Linked DNA regions of Homo sapiens: region 2 is linked to region 1. The links are chromatin loops, found by intact Hi-C in ENCODE. Cell type or tissue: HepG2. All regions are shown on one strand. Each heading gives the region's core, and the rest is flanking DNA. Links, peaks and the distances in the headings are about the cores only.

The links. Hi-C counts contacts between places; a loop is a spot of excess contacts. Peaks named below come from ENCODE experiments on the same cell type or tissue, not always from the same donor. Only the 100,000 strongest peaks of a DNase experiment are listed, where the experiment ranks them.
Region 2: it touches region 1 in a loop (7-fold over the local background); 1 of 110 quality-filtered maps calls a loop at or near these places.

What each region holds. Positions count from the first base shown.
Region 1 is chr18:51,357,005-51,364,564 of GRCh38, forward strand. No RefSeq gene overlaps it. Among named protein-coding and RNA genes, the nearest start is that of LINC01630, 31 kb to the right of the region's middle. In HepG2, for the core only: no CTCF peak of the experiment used is centred there; a DNase peak (open chromatin) is centred at 4,647; H3K4me3 peaks cover 637 bases.
Region 2 is chr18:51,113,104-51,120,663 of GRCh38, forward strand. No RefSeq gene overlaps it. Among named protein-coding and RNA genes, the nearest start is that of MEX3C, 81 kb to the right of the region's middle. In HepG2, for the core only: no CTCF peak of the experiment used is centred there; no DNase peak of the experiment used is centred there.

The DNA.
Region 1 (7,560 bases), core at 1,597-6,596:
AGCCTGCCCAATATGGCAAAACCCTGTCTCTACTAAAAATACAAAACAACAACAACAACGACAACAATTGGCTGGGTGTGGTGGCATGCGCCTGTAATCCTAGCTACCTGCTAGCTACTTGGATGGCTGAGGCATGAGAATTGCTTGAACCTGGGAGGCAGAGGTTGCAGTGAGCCGAGATGGCACCACTGCACTCCAGCCTGGGCAACAGAGTGAGACTCTGTCGAAAAAAAAAAAAAAAAAAAGAAAAGAAAAAAGAAAGAACTCTCTTTCCACTATGTGGAAACATCAAGATCCTGGACTTCCTAGCCTCCAGAGCTATGAAAAATAAATTTCTGTTGTTTACTCCTGAGTCTATAGTATTTTGTGATTCTAGCCCAAGCTGACGAATATAACTAATTCTTAAATTGTTAAGTAACCGCTAAAGAGGGTGGGAGCTCTCTCAGGTGATGGGCAAGTCTACAAGTTTTCTGAAAATCCACAGGCCCAGTGGCAGTGCTAGGCACATACAAGGTGCCCAGTAAATACTTGGATAATGTTTTAATCATGCCTTTTTATTTTTCGTATTTCTGATACTTTGTTACCGGGGGCCTTGGTGACCTTAGAGAGACTGCCCCTCTTGGGGCTAGTTAATTGCTAGAGATAACAAACAACTCACCTGCGAGTGTGCCTTTCATGTGTAGCTTAACCAATCCAGAGCTGCACCTCCCATTCCTCTTAACACTCTCAGCCATCTGCCCCAATCACCCCAGAGCCAGGTACAAGACAACTAGAAACAGCCCCTACACCCTGGAGACCGCTGAAATTATTCAAACTAGCCAATCCTAAGTCTGCTTACTCCATCTCATCTGTTCCTCCCAGGGAAGCAGAATAAAGCCTCTTGCCCATATTTTTTTCTTGCACCCTCTGCCTCCTGACTAACCCTGGTGCTTCTCTGTGTGGCTCCCACGACATGACACATCTCCCATCTCCTCTTCTGTGACTAACAGACGTCTGTGAGTAACAGACGTATCTCTTCAATGGCAGCGGTCTCCTGATCTGTTGGCTTCACCATACCTGAATGATAACAAAAACTACATTTTAAAACAGGGAATAAATACAAAATCATGTTGCTCTAGACGCTATAAAAAATATTGTAATTTTCCCACCACCAGAGAGAAAACCTCTTGTTATTGGTTTAATTGTATTTGTGCATCTGCACTGCAGGAATGTAAGATCCTTTAGGGCTGGGATTGGGTATGGATTTGTACCTGAGCCAACTACACATCTAGGGCTGAGCAGGAATAGATTTTTAAAAAACATTAAAAAAATTGATTTACCAAAAATTTTGCTTTTACACAAAACAAATTGCCTCAAAGAGGCATCTTGCAACTCTATCCTACGTTTCATGTTTCTGTTAACTGAACTGATTAGCCCCAGCTTAACAATGGATGGGGTTCAAAACGCCCTGCTCCAACGGAGAATTCCTATTCCCTGCCAGGTCCCTTCCTTTCCGCCTAAGGACTCACTGTGTCTCGCTCTGTCTGGGTGCTCTCTGATCTCAGGACAGCACAGCCCCCACTCCTCTTAGGAGCCACCTTGACCTCTCCTGCCAGTGGGGATCTTCGTCTTCTTTGAGCTCAAGCACTCTCTGACTTCTAGTACCCATCTTTCCATTTTATTTCCCACCAAGTATTGTTTGTTTTCTTTGTTGCAGGGTTTTGACAAGTGTTTATAGATTACCAAACTGCTCTCTTCCTCACCCTCCCCACGTTGGCCCCCGTCCCTGGCCAGGACAGCTCCATCCTACCCAGGGTCCAGGGCTTGAAATGCTAGAGTCCAAGTGGCACAGATGGAAACAAACTGACTGCATAGATAGCATCTTACAGGTTTCATTTTCAAAATCTCTCTTGTTGAAAAAGTGCTCCACAGTCTCCTCTGGTCACCAGTCATATTGATTTGTGTTTATCCTTTTGGATTTCCAGAAACTACTGACATTAACAGAGGAGGTTTATGAGCATATTTGTCAGAAACAAGAGTCTCTCAAATCAAGATCTAGCTCTCTATAAGTAATATCATCCATCGCCTCCTGGTTGTTTCCCCTGATGACTTCCCACAGGGGCGTTAAGCTCATCACCCCAGCAACCTGGACACTTTGAACTGTGCTTTGGGCTTCACTACCTACATGTTTTTTATTATTATTATTTAATTTTTTTTTTAAGAGACAGGGTCTTGCTGTGTTAGCCAGGTTTGTCTTGAACTCCTGACCTCAAGCAATCCTCTCTCCTCAGCCTCCCAAAGTGTTAGGATTATAGGGGTGAGCCACTGTGCCTGGCTGTCTCCTATAGTTTATGGGAAAGGGTGATCAGATGTCAGCTCTGTTGATGCGAAGTGGAAGATTCTCTCTCCAGAGCAGGCAGCCTACAGCCTGTACCAAAGCCTCTTCTTAGAGAAATTTCCGTGGTATTCCAAGATTGTCATGATGGGGCCCTCTGTGTAGCTGCAGTCAAAAGGTGGCTGGTGGCACAAACCTAATCTCTCACTCTGCTTAAAACCCATAGCTCTTCTTTGCCAGATGAGTCAGTCCAGGTTTGTTTTTAAATTTTTTAAAAAGACTAAATATTTCATTTTCAGATAATTGTAGATGCAAATGCAGTTTTAAGAAATAATTCAGAAAGAGCCCCTGTACTCTTTACCAAGTCTCTCCGTTGGTAACTGCTCCCATGGCAAAATTAGAGCCCAATAGCACAAATTTACCGTGACGTCCTAGAGCAGGGTTGGGGCAGCGTGCACTAGCAGAAGAAGTGTGGGTGCTGCCTCCTTCCTGCCAGGAGAAGGTAGAATTCCAGGTCTCAATTCAGCCTCCATTGGCTCCCAAAACATGGGTGCTTCTTATAACTGCTGGGTGGGAGTGGAGCTCTGGGTCCCCATGTGGTCTTCACTGAGAAAGCTTGGGGGATTTGTTATTGCCCAATGGGAACAAGAGTCCCAGCTTCCCACTGGCCTCTCTGACACCATCCTGAAGCTGAGTTTGGGGCATATTGTTATAGCCTGGTGAAGCAGAAGTCCAAGCATCTCACCCAGCCTTCATTGGTGTGGGTGGAGGTGGGCCATACTTTTTTCTTTTTTTTTTTTTGTTTTTTTTAATGTCACTTTTATTATTGAATGATTGATTGATTGATTTTGAGATGGAGTTTCGCCCTTATTGCCAAGGCTGGAGTGCAATGGCACCATCTTGCCTCACTGCAACCTCCGCCTCCTGGGTTCAAATGATTCTCCTGTCTTAGCCTCCAGAGTAGCTAGGATTACAGGCATGCACTACCACACCCGGCTAATCTTTGTATTTTTAGTGGAGACGGGGTTTCAACACGTTGGCCAGGCTGGTCTCGAACTTCCGACCTCAGGTGACCCACCCGCCTCAGCTTTCCAAAACATTGGGATTACAGGCCTGAGCCACCTACATGTGGGTAGTGAAGCCCGGCCAAAATGTCACTTTTATTTATTTATTTATTTATTTATTTATTTATTTATTTATTTATTTTTAGTATTTATTGATCATTCTTGGGTGTTTCTCAGAGAGGGGGATGTGGCAGGGTCATAGGATAATAGTGGAGAGAAGGTCAGCAGATAAACACGTGAACAAAGGTCTCTGGTTTTCCTAGGCAGAGGTCCCTGCGGCCTTCCGCAGTGTTTGTGTCCCTGGGTACTTGAGATTAGGGAGTGGTGATGACTCTTAACGAGCATGCTGCCTTCAAGCATCTGTTTAACAAAGCACATCTTGCACTGCCCTTAATCCATTTAACCCTGAGTTGACACAGCACATGTTTCAGAGAGCACGGGGTTGGGGGTAAAGTTATAGATTAACAGCATCCCAAGGCAGAATAGTTTTTCTTAGTACAGAACAAAATGGAGTCTCCTATGTCTACTTCTTTCTACACAGACACAGTGACAATCTGATCTCTCTTTCTTTTCCCCACATTTCCCCCTTTTCTTTTCAACAAAACCGCCATCGTCATCATGGCCCATTCTCCATGGTCGCTGTCTCTTCGGAGCTGTTGGGTACACCTGCAGAAAGGCTGTCACTTCACACTTGGAAGATTGCACAGCAGCCAGGCAGAGGCGCTCCTCACTTCCAATGGGCCGTACTTTTTTCTCTTTGGTTGGAATAGAGCAGTTGTTGTCTAAATGCTTTTTGTCTTTCTAGGCTACCCATTTCCTGGTCGTTTGGCTAGAGAGAGCAGGCTTTTGTGGGGGCTGATTTTGTCTGCACCCCCTGGCATTTCTATGTTGCTGGGTACATCAGCAAGTCTAGGATATACAAGACCAGAAGAAAATCTGGGGGACTCATCGCCCAGTCATTGCTTGGCTGCTCCTTCCCGGTCTGCCTTTTACTCTGCACTTTTCAGATTCTTCTTATTTATAATACCCAGGACTTTTAGTCGACTTAGCTGGAAGAATAGGAAAAAATACATCTACTCCATGTTTTTGAAAGTAGAAGTTCCCAGGTGTCTTTTTCAGTTTTAAACATGAAACACCATGATCTGTTCCTTGCTGAGTTCTCTGATACTCTCGTCACATCTTGCTTCATGCCTGAGAAACCAAATATACAAACCGACAATGACCAGGCCACATCTAAAAATAGAACTTTGACCCACAGCCTGCAGCAATCTGCTCAGGAAACCAACTTTTGATCTACAGTGAGCAATTCAGGAAGCCAGCCTGCTAGAAGTCAGACTTCCAGGAAGCCAGACTGCTGTCTTTAGTGATAATCCAGGAAACTAAACAATACCCTCTGTAACAGTCAGCCTCAAATGGCCAGGGCCTGATTAATAATGGACAGCTTTCCTAACTTTTGTCCTTGCTTTCAACTTAGTGCCAACCAGAGAAGGCCAAATGATGCACTCACCCCTAACTAATCATGTAGGATACCCCGCTTCTATTAGCCCCGTTACAGCTTCCCCATGCTGACAGCCTGCAATCAGAGCACACCTGAAGCCTTCCCTGTTTTCCACTACAAAACTTTTCCTGCTTCTCTGTCTGCCTTTGAATCTTTGCCCAAATGTGAGTAGCTGTGCTGACTCCCTTGATGAGGCAATCTCAGAATAAACAGCCATTATTATTATTTTTTTTAATTAAAAAAATTGGACTTTGGGAGGCCGAGGTGGGTGGATCACAAGGTCAGGAGTTCAAGACCAGCCTGACCAACACGGTGAAACCCCGTCTCTACTAAAAATACAAAAATTAGCCAGGCGTGGTGGTGTGCACCTGTAATCCCAGCTACTTAGGAGGCTGAGGCAGTGGAATCACTTGAACCCGGGAGGCGGAGGTTGCAGTGAGCCGAGGTCATGCCACTGCACTCCAGCCTGGGCGACAGAGTGAGACTCTATCTCAAAATAAATAAATAAATAAAATAAAAATAAATAAAAACTCAGTTTTTTTAGGTACATAGCAGATGCACATCTCATGTACCCACATTAGATGTGGGTACATGAGATGTTTTGATACAGGCATGCAATGTGTAATAATCACATTGGGGTAAATGGGGTATCTATCCCCTCAAGCATTTATCCTTTGTGTTACAAATAATCCAATTATATATTTTTAAGTTATTTTAAGATGTATAATTAAATTATTTTGGTTGTAGTCACCCTATTGCATGATCAAATACTAGATCTTATTCATTCTTTCTAACTAGTTTTTGTACCTATTAACCATACCCACTTCCTTCCCCAGCCCCCCACTACCCTTCCCAACCTCTGGTAACCATCCTTCTACTATCTCCATAAATACAATTGTTTTAATTTTTAGGTCCCATAAATAAGTCAGAACATGCGAAGTTTATCTTTCTGTGCCTGTTTTTTTCACTTAACATAATGACCTCTGGTTCTAACCATGCTGTTGTAAATGACAGCCTCTCATTGTTTCTTATGGCTGAATACTAGTCCATTGTGTATATGTACTACATTTCCTTTATCCATTGATCTGTTAATGGACACTTAGGTTGCTTCCAAATCCTGGTTATTGTGAATGGTGCTGCAACAAACACGGAAGGGCAGATATCTCTTCAATATACTGATTTCCTTTCTTTTGGGTATACACCCAGTAGTGGGATGGCTGGAACACATGGTAGCTCTATTTTTAGTTTTTTGAGGAATCTCCAAATGGTTCTACATAGCAGTTGTATTAATTTACATTCCCACCAACAGTGTATGAGGATTCCCTTTTCTCCATATCCTCGCCAGCATTTGTTATTGCCTGTCTTTTGGATATAAGGCATTTAAACTAGGGTGAGATGATATCTTATTGTAGTTTTGATTTGCATTTCTCTGATGATTAATGATGTTGAGTATCTTTTCTTATACTTGCTTGCCATTTGTATGTCTTCTTTTGAGAAATGTCTAAAATAGCCTTTGCTTTCCTCATTTGGTTGGTCTTGGTTTATTTCCACACTCTCTTTCTAGGCTGCCCATTTCTTGGTCCTATGGCTAGAGACAGCAGGCTTTTTTGTTGGCACCTGTTGGTATTTCTTGGTTGCTGGTTGCATCAGCTTCAAGTCTGGGATATATGAATCCAAAATAAATAAATAAATAAATAAATAAATAAATAAATAAATAAATAAATAAAGGAAAAATCCAGTGAACTCATTACTATGTCATTCCTCAGGTCCCAAGGGTCCTAAAGTCTCTTGCTGAGCTGCCTTCTTCTCTCCACTCTTTGGAATGTTGTTATCTATAATGTCCAGGGTTTTCAGTTTTACTTAGTGGGAGGAGTAGGAAAAAGTACACTTACTTCATCGTTTTTTGGAAGTGGATGTTCCCAGATGTCTTTTTCTTTTTTAAACGTGAAATATCATGCTCTGACCCTTGCTGACGCCCTAGCACTCTGCCATATCCTGCTCCATCCTGATGCTCAAAGGCCAGGGTCTCCTATGACACAGTCCTACCATCTCCCTTGCTGGCCCACACTGCATAAAACATACACTTATGTAGTGTTTATATGTATTAGGCTTGGTCCTGAGCACTTTATATATGCTAATTATGCATGAAGTCTATTATTATAAAGAAACCAACGCCAAAAATATTAACCAATTCACTTAAGGTCCCCTAGCTAGGAAGCTGCAAAGCCTGGATCTGGACCCAGGCAGCCTGGCACCGAGGCTCTATTCCTACTAGCTCCACTCTGCTGCCTCTCTGCCTCTTCCATGGCCAGCAGTCCTGGTTGTTTAGCCAGGGTACTTATATGTGGGTCAGAATCCCCTTGGGGCTTGAAAACACAGATTGCTGAGGCCTACCTCCAGAAATTCTGATTCAGTTGGTCTGGGGTGGGGCTTGAGTATTTTTATGTCTGTCAAGTTCTCAGGTGATGCTAACATTGCTCTCTAGGGACCACACTTTGCAAACCAACAACCCTTTCCATGTTTTCCTTCACCCCAATTTCCTCTGCTAATTGCTATGCAGCCTTTAAGATTCAGCACAGGTATTACCTCGCTTGATTTGACTACTGTTACTTCTGCCACCCTTAGATATTCCTCTTAAGCTTCCTTGGCGGCCTCTCAGCATCTCGGTCATTGTTATTTACCAA
Region 2 (7,560 bases), core at 1,475-6,474, 240 kb before region 1:
CTTTGAGGGGTACTGATAAGGTCTGATTTCCTGGGGCAATGTTAATGTTGGGACTTAGAAAGACTAAGGTGCAGGTGCCTGTCCAGTTAGTGGGGAGGCAGATATAGGTCGATCTTCCACATAGAAAAATATGCCTTGGCTGGGTAAACAGAACTTTACCCTGGCTTTTAAAGGAATAGGGTACACTGTTTTTCTCTTTACTACTTCCATCTCTCTTTCTATCTCTTTGACTTCTTCTTTGTCTCTTTCTCTGACTTCCTGTCTCTTTCTCTCTTTCCTTTGACTCCTTCTCTTTGTCTCTATTTCTTCCTCTTTCTCTGACTTTCTTTTTCTCTCTTTCCTTCTTGCTGGTCTGCCAGCTGCTTAGCTGCTGTTCTCCCCTCTTCTTCCCATTTTGATGGCTTTGGCAGTGTAAGAGTGCCACCTCCTTGTGTTTTTGCAGTGCGTGCAATAACTCTATAATTTCCTTGTGGTATTTAATTGGGGTCCCCCCAGAGCTTAGGAGCTCCCATTTTTTCCATATTGCAGCATGGGCATGTAGGATTAAATAAGCATACTTGCTGTCTGTATACACATTTATTCTTTTTCCCTTTTCCAGTTCTAAGGCTCGGGTAAGTGCCACTAGTTCCGCTAACTGGGCACTGGTCCCTGGGGGAAGAGGCTTACTTTCAAGTATGGTTACATCACTATGGCGTAACCTGCCCTTCATATCCCATTCTCCACAAATGAACTTCCATTGGTATATAGGTTAAGGTCATGATTAGTTAAGGGGACTTCTAAGAGATCATCTCGGGTGGCATAAGTCTGGACTACAATTTGTTGGCAGTCATGCTCGATTGGTTCCCCATCCTCTAGGAGAAAAGTGGCAGGGTTGAGGGCCACGCAGGTGCCTATTTGAACCACCAGTCCCTCAAGGAGTAGTGCCTGGTATCTAAGTAGGCGGTTGTCTGATAGCCATAAACTTCCTTTGGCACCTAGTATGCCATTTACATCATGAGTAGTCCAGACAGTGTGATCCTTTCCTTGTATTATTTTGATAGCCTCTGACACTAAGATGGCCACTGCTACAACTACCCTTAAACAGTGAGGCCAGGCTTTTGCTACTACATCAATTTCCTTACATAGGTATGCCACTGGTTGTGGGGTTGTCCCACGAGTCTGAGTAAGGACTCCTAGAGCTATCCCGGCTCTCTCTGTGATGTATAATGAGAAGTTTTGTCCTGTGGGAAGGCTTAAAGCTGGAGCTTGTACTAGGGCCTGCTTTAAGGTTTTGAAGGCTGTTTCTGCCTCTGGTTACCATTCTACTAAATGAGTATTTGCCTTCTGGGTTTCCTTGATTAGAGTATAGAGGGGCCTGGCTATCTCGCTGTATCTGGGGATCCATAGTTGACAAAAGCCGGTAATTCCAAGGAACCCCCACAACTGTTTTAATGTCTTAGGGCAAGGATAAGCAAGTATAGGCTGTATTCATTCCTTGCTGAGGGCGCTGGTCCCTCTGGCTAAGATTAGGCCCAGATATTTGACCTGCTGTAGGCAAAGCTGGGCCTTCGACCTAGACATCTTGTACCCTTGATTAGCTAGAAAGTTCAAGAGATCTAGAGTAGCCTGCTGGCACGAGGCTTCCGAACTGGTAGCCAAAAGTAAATCATCCATATATTGAAGGACCAGAGTGCCTGGACTTGAGAAGTGGCCTAGATCTTGGGCCAGTGCCTGACCAAACAGATGAGGGCTATCCGTAAACCCTTGGGGCAAGACCGTCCACGTAAGTTGGGATGTGTGGTCTGTGGGATCCTCAAAAGCAAAGAGGAACTGGGAGTCAGAGTGCAGGGGAATACAGAAGAAGGCATCCTTGAGGTCCAGAACCATGAACAATTCTGCTTCCTCTGGTATTTGAGAGAGCAGGGTATAGGGGTTTGGTACAACTGGATATAGAGGAATTACTGCCTCATTAATGATTCTAAGATCTTGCACTAGTCTCCACTGACCGTTCGGTTTTTGTACTCCTAGAATTGGGGTGTTGCAGGGACTGCTGCATTTCCTTACTAAGCCTTGAGCTTTCAAATGTTTAACAATATTCTGTAATCCTTTATGAGCTTCAGGCCTTAAGGGATATTGCCTTTGATAAGGAAAAATGGTGGGATCTTTTAACTTGATTTGGACTGGGCAGGCAATTTTTGCCTTTCCAAATTGTCCTTCCAATGCCCAGACTTCAGGGTTGATTCCTTCCTCAAGTAGGGGACAACAAATGGGTAACTTGTTCCCCATATTCATGTAGATAATAGCTCCAGCCTTGGCTAATATATCCTTCCCTAATAGGGGTGTGGGACTTTCAGGCATAACAAGAAAGGCATGTGAAAAGAGCAAAGTCTCCCATTTACAACTGAGGAGGTAGGAGAAATACCTGGTTACAGGCTGTCCCAGGATTCCTCGGATGGTAACGGACCTTGAGGACAGTCGTCCAGGACAGGAGATTAACACTAAGAAGGCCATGCCAGTGTCCAGGAGGAAGTCAATTTCCTGGCCCTCAATAGTTAAACATACCCGGGGCTCAGTGAGGGTGATGACATGAGCTGGCGCTTGCCTCAGGCACCCTCAGTCCTGTTGTTGGATCATCTGGTTGGGGGCTTCTGACCCAGGGAAACTTCATCCTCTGGGGCAGTGATTGCCTTGGCATAGTGGACATGGATGAGGGGGCAGCTTGTTTCTCATTGGACAATCTTTTTAAAAGTGTCCTAGTAAACCACACTGATAACAAGCCCTACCAGGTGATTGGCCTGCTCCATTTTCTGTCCTCTCTGAACCTCCAAGGTTTGATTGTCTGAGGGCCATGACTAAGGCTGCGGCCTTTCTCTGATCTCGCTTTTCCTTTTGGGCCTGTGCCTCTTGGTTCCTATTATAGAACACTGAGATTGCCAGGTTTAATAATGCCTCTAGATTTTGTTCAGGGCCCAGGGCTTGCTTTTGGAGCTTTCTTCTGATATCTGTGGCTGATTGGGTAATAAACTTATCTTTTAGAATCAATTGACCCTCGAGTGATTTGGGTGACAGGGGAGTATATTTTCTTAAGGCCTGCCTTAGCTGCTCGAGGAAGGCAGAAGCATTTTCTTCCTTTCCCTGAGTTATGGTGGACATCATTGAATAATTCATGGGCTTTTTTCTAATTCTCCTTAGTCCTTCTAGAACACAGGTCAACAGATGTTTACGACTCCAGTCCCCATGATCTGAGTCAAGGTCCCAGTGGGGATCCATACTGGGGTTGGCTTGCTGACCGGTAGGGAATTTGTCCCTTTCTTCAGCTGTCATTCTATCATTTACTTGACTAAGATACCAGGTATCTCCAAACTCTCGGGCTGCAGCTAAAGCCGCATTCTTTTCTTTTTTTTTAAAAAAAAACAAAAAATTTTACTTGTCTTTTCTTTTTTTTTTTTTCTGGTTACTTACTTGTATTTTTTTTTAATTTTTTTTAGTATTTATTGATCATTCTTGGGTGTTTCTCAGAGAGGGGGATTTGGCAGGGTCATAGGACAATAGTGGAGGGAAGGTCAGCAGATAAACATGTGAACAGAGGTCTCTGGTTTTCCTAGGCAGAGGGCCCTGCCACCTTCCGCAGTGTTTGTGTCCCTGGGTATTTGAGATTAGGGAGTGGTGATGACTCTTAACGAGTATGCTGCCTTCAAGCATCTGTTTAACAAAGCACATCTTGCACTGCCCTTAATCCATTTAACCCTTAGTGGACACAGCACATGTTTCAGAGAGCACGGGGTTGGGGGTAAGGTTATAGATTAACAGCATCCCAAGGCAGAAGAATTTTTCTTAGTACAGAACAAAATGGAGTCTCCTATGTCTACTTCTTTCTACACAGACACAGTAACAATCTGATCTCTCTTTCTTTTCCCCACATTTCCCCCTTTTCTATTTGACAAAACCGCCATCGTCATCATGGCCCGTTCTCAATGAGCTGTTGGGTACACCTCCCAGACAGGGTGGCGGCTGGGCAGAGGGGTTCCTCACTTCCCAGATGGGGCGGCCGGGCAGAGGTGCCCCCCACCTCCCAGACGGGGTGGCGGCCGGGCGGGGTTCGCCCCCCACCTCCCGGACGGGGTGGCTGGCCGGGTGGGGGCTGCCCCCCACCTCCCGGACGGGGCGGCTGGCTGGGTGGGGGCTGCCCCCCACCTCCCGGACAGGGCAGCTGCTGGGCAGAGACGCTCCTCACTTCCCAGACGGGGCGGCTGCTGGGCGGAGGGACTCCTCACTTCTCAGATGGGGCGGCCGGTCAGAGACGCTCCTCACCTCCCAGACGGGGTGGTGGTGGGGCAGAGACACTCCTCAGTTCCCAGACGGCGTCATGGCCGGGCAGAGGTGCTCTTCACATCTCAGACGGGGCGGTGGGGCAGAGGCGCTCCCCACATCGCAGACAATGGGCGGCCAGGCAGAGACGCTCCTCACTTCTTAGATGGGATAACGGCCGGGAAGAGGCGCTCCTCACTTCCCAGACTGGGTGACCGGGCAGAGGGGCTCCTCACATCCCAGACAATGGTCGGCCAGGCAGAGATGCTCCTCACTTCCTAGACGGGGTGGCAGCCGGGCAGAGGCTGCAATCTCAGCACTTTGGGAGGCCAAGGCAGGCGGCTGGGAGGTGGAGGTTGTAGCGAGCCGAGATCACGCCACTGCACTCCAGCCTGGGCAACATTGAGCACTGAGTGAGCGAGACTCCGTCTGCAATCCCAGCACCTTGGGAGGCCGAGGCTGGCAGATCACTCTCGGTCAGGAGCTGTAGACCAGCCTGGCCAACATGGCAAAACCCCGTCTCCACCAAAAAATACGAAAACCAGTCAGGCATGGTGGTGTGCGCCTGCAATCCCAGGCACTCGGCAGGCTGAGGCAGGAGAATCAGGCAGGGAGGTTGCAGTGAGTCGAGATGGCAGCAGTACAGTCCAGCCTCGGCTCGGCATCAGAGGGAGACCATGCAGAGAGGACAGGGACAGGGAGAGGGAGAGGGAGAGGGAGAGCAGCCACATTCTTTTCATTAAAGGCCAGGGTTTGATCTAACAGTAGCATGACATCTCTCCAAGCAAGGTCGAAGGTTTGCCCTAGACCCTGTAGGACATCTATGTACCTATCGGGATCATCTGAAAACTTCCCCAGGTCTGCCTTGATCTGCTTTAAATCAGAGAGGGAGAAGGGGACATGTACCCGGGTTGGGCCAAATTCCCCTCTCCCTACAGTTTGAAGGGGACATAATGGATAGCCCGGGGGTTTTTGTGGTCCTTTGGAGATTTCTTTGCTTATTTCCTTCTGGGCAGGGGAGATTAGAGGAGGACTATCATTAATAGGAAGGGGAGCTATAGGGAGGCTAGGATGTGGGGGTAAGCTGAGAGGTCCTCCTGTGGGATGTAAATTGTAAGCTTTGCATAGTTGTGTATTCTCCTTCAATGAAAAGAAAGCTTGGATATAAGGTATTTCACTCCATTTGCCTTCCCTCTTACAGAAAAGGTCAAGCTGCAGGATAGTATTGTAATTTGTACTTCCCTCAGGTGGCCATTTTTCCCCATCAGAGAGAGAATATTGGGGCCAAGCCCTAGTGCAGAAAAAAAAAAAATGAGCCACCTCTTTTTCAGGGTTTGTGGGTCAAATTGGTCCCAGTGGCTTAGGATGCATTTCAAGGGTGAGCCTGTTGATGCCTGAGTGTTTCCCATCTGAAAGACAAAACTGCCCACGGTTTTGGTTTGTTTTGTTTCTCCCCCTGCCCAAGAACCCGCAATGGTCCCTGGACCCTGCTGATTGCAGTACTTGTGCTCACCGATGCATTAGCAGAAACAGCCCCTGCCCAAGAACCCGCAACGGTCCCTGGACCCTGCTGGTCGGAATAGTTGCACTCACCAATGCAGCAGCAGAAACACTAGTTTTCCTCCCAGACCACATGGAGAACTGAGGAAGGTCAGATTTAGTGGCCCTTACTGACGCATTCTCGAAAACCTGCACCCTTGCCTGTCCTCCTAGACCACAAGGAGGACCGACCGAGAAAAATCGGATTTAGTGGCCCTTACCGATGCATTCTCGAAAATCTGTTAAGAGTCTTAAGCATTCTCCTATTAGTATTGGGAACTTACCCCGTCCTATAAAGATGTTATGCCCCAAAAATTAAGTGGAGGGCCATACCCTGAGGGAGGGAAGGGATCTCCAGGGTTGGAAGAGTGACACCTTTTGTCTTCACTTATATGAATAGGAAGGATACAATTTCTGAGGCTCCCCATATCTTAGCTTAAGGAATAGCTTTTGTTAGGCCTGTTAGTCTGAGGAGGGATCCTAAAATTCCAGGTAGTCCCCACTATGATGGGGCTTTGGGCAAAAATTGTGTCTTTCTGATTGGTGAGCCTGGGTGCCTAAAGAGGGTAACAGTCCTGGAGTTTATACTAGAAATCATTCTTATGGGAGAAACTAGAAAAGCGCCAGAGACAGGCAGCAATTTTTAGAAGCCGGAATAACCTCAGAGAAGAGAGGCAAGAGGAAGTTTGTCTGGCAAGCATTAGGACCCAAGGGGCAAGGGTCAGGATAGATAGGACAGATGGGCGAATCTCGCTTGGGCAACATGCCTTTGAGAGTTCCGCTCATGGCCGCAGGGTCAACCAATTTGTTGTTGGGACCCCGGAGCTGCATGGCTTTCCTCTCTGTCGACGCTTGGCTCAGCCTGGAAGTACAGGAAAAGCGGAAGCTGCTTCTAGGCAAACCAATGGTCCCAACTCCGAAGAGTTGGGGGTTGTTAGCCCTTTCCCAGAAAGCCTGACACCTGTGTCTTTAGTCTGGCAGCTGCGCTAGTCACTTTTAACTGGCCAACAGGTGCCCAGTATTTAGCCCCCGCATTCTAAGGAAAAATAGGACAGAATAGCAAGCAAAAGGGGTCTGATGGTACTCACTGCTTGGCGATAGGTGATAGTCTTGCTGCTCAGCGATAGGCGATGGTCTCACCACTCGGCGATAGTCTCACCGCTTGGCGATAGGCGATAGTCCCTTTGTGGTCGCCAAAATGTGTCTGGAATTGGTGGGTTCTTGGTCTCACTGACTTTAAGAATGAAGCCGCGGACCCTCGCAGTGAGTGTTACAGTTCTTAAAGGCGGTGTGTCCGGAGTTAGTTCCTTCTGATGTTCAGATGTGTTCGGAGTTTCTTCCTTCTGGTGGGTTCATGGTCTTGCTGGCTCAGGAGTGAAGCTGCTTATTGCAAAGAGCGGAAGAACAAAGCCTCCACAGTGTGGAAGGGGACCCAAGTGGGTTGCCACTGTTGGCTTAGGCAACCTGCTTTTATTCTCTTATCTGGCCCCACCCACATCCTGCTGATTGGTCCATTTTACAGAGAGCCAATTGGTCTGTTTTACAGAGAGCTGATTGGTCCGTTTTGACAAGGTGCTGATTGGTGCGTTTACAATCCCTGAGCTAGACACAAAAATTCTCCATGTCCCCACTAGATTAGCTAGATACAGAGTGTCGATTGGTGTATTTATAAACCCTGAGCTAGACACAGAGTGCTGATTGGTGCATTTACAAACCGTGAGCTAGATACAGAGT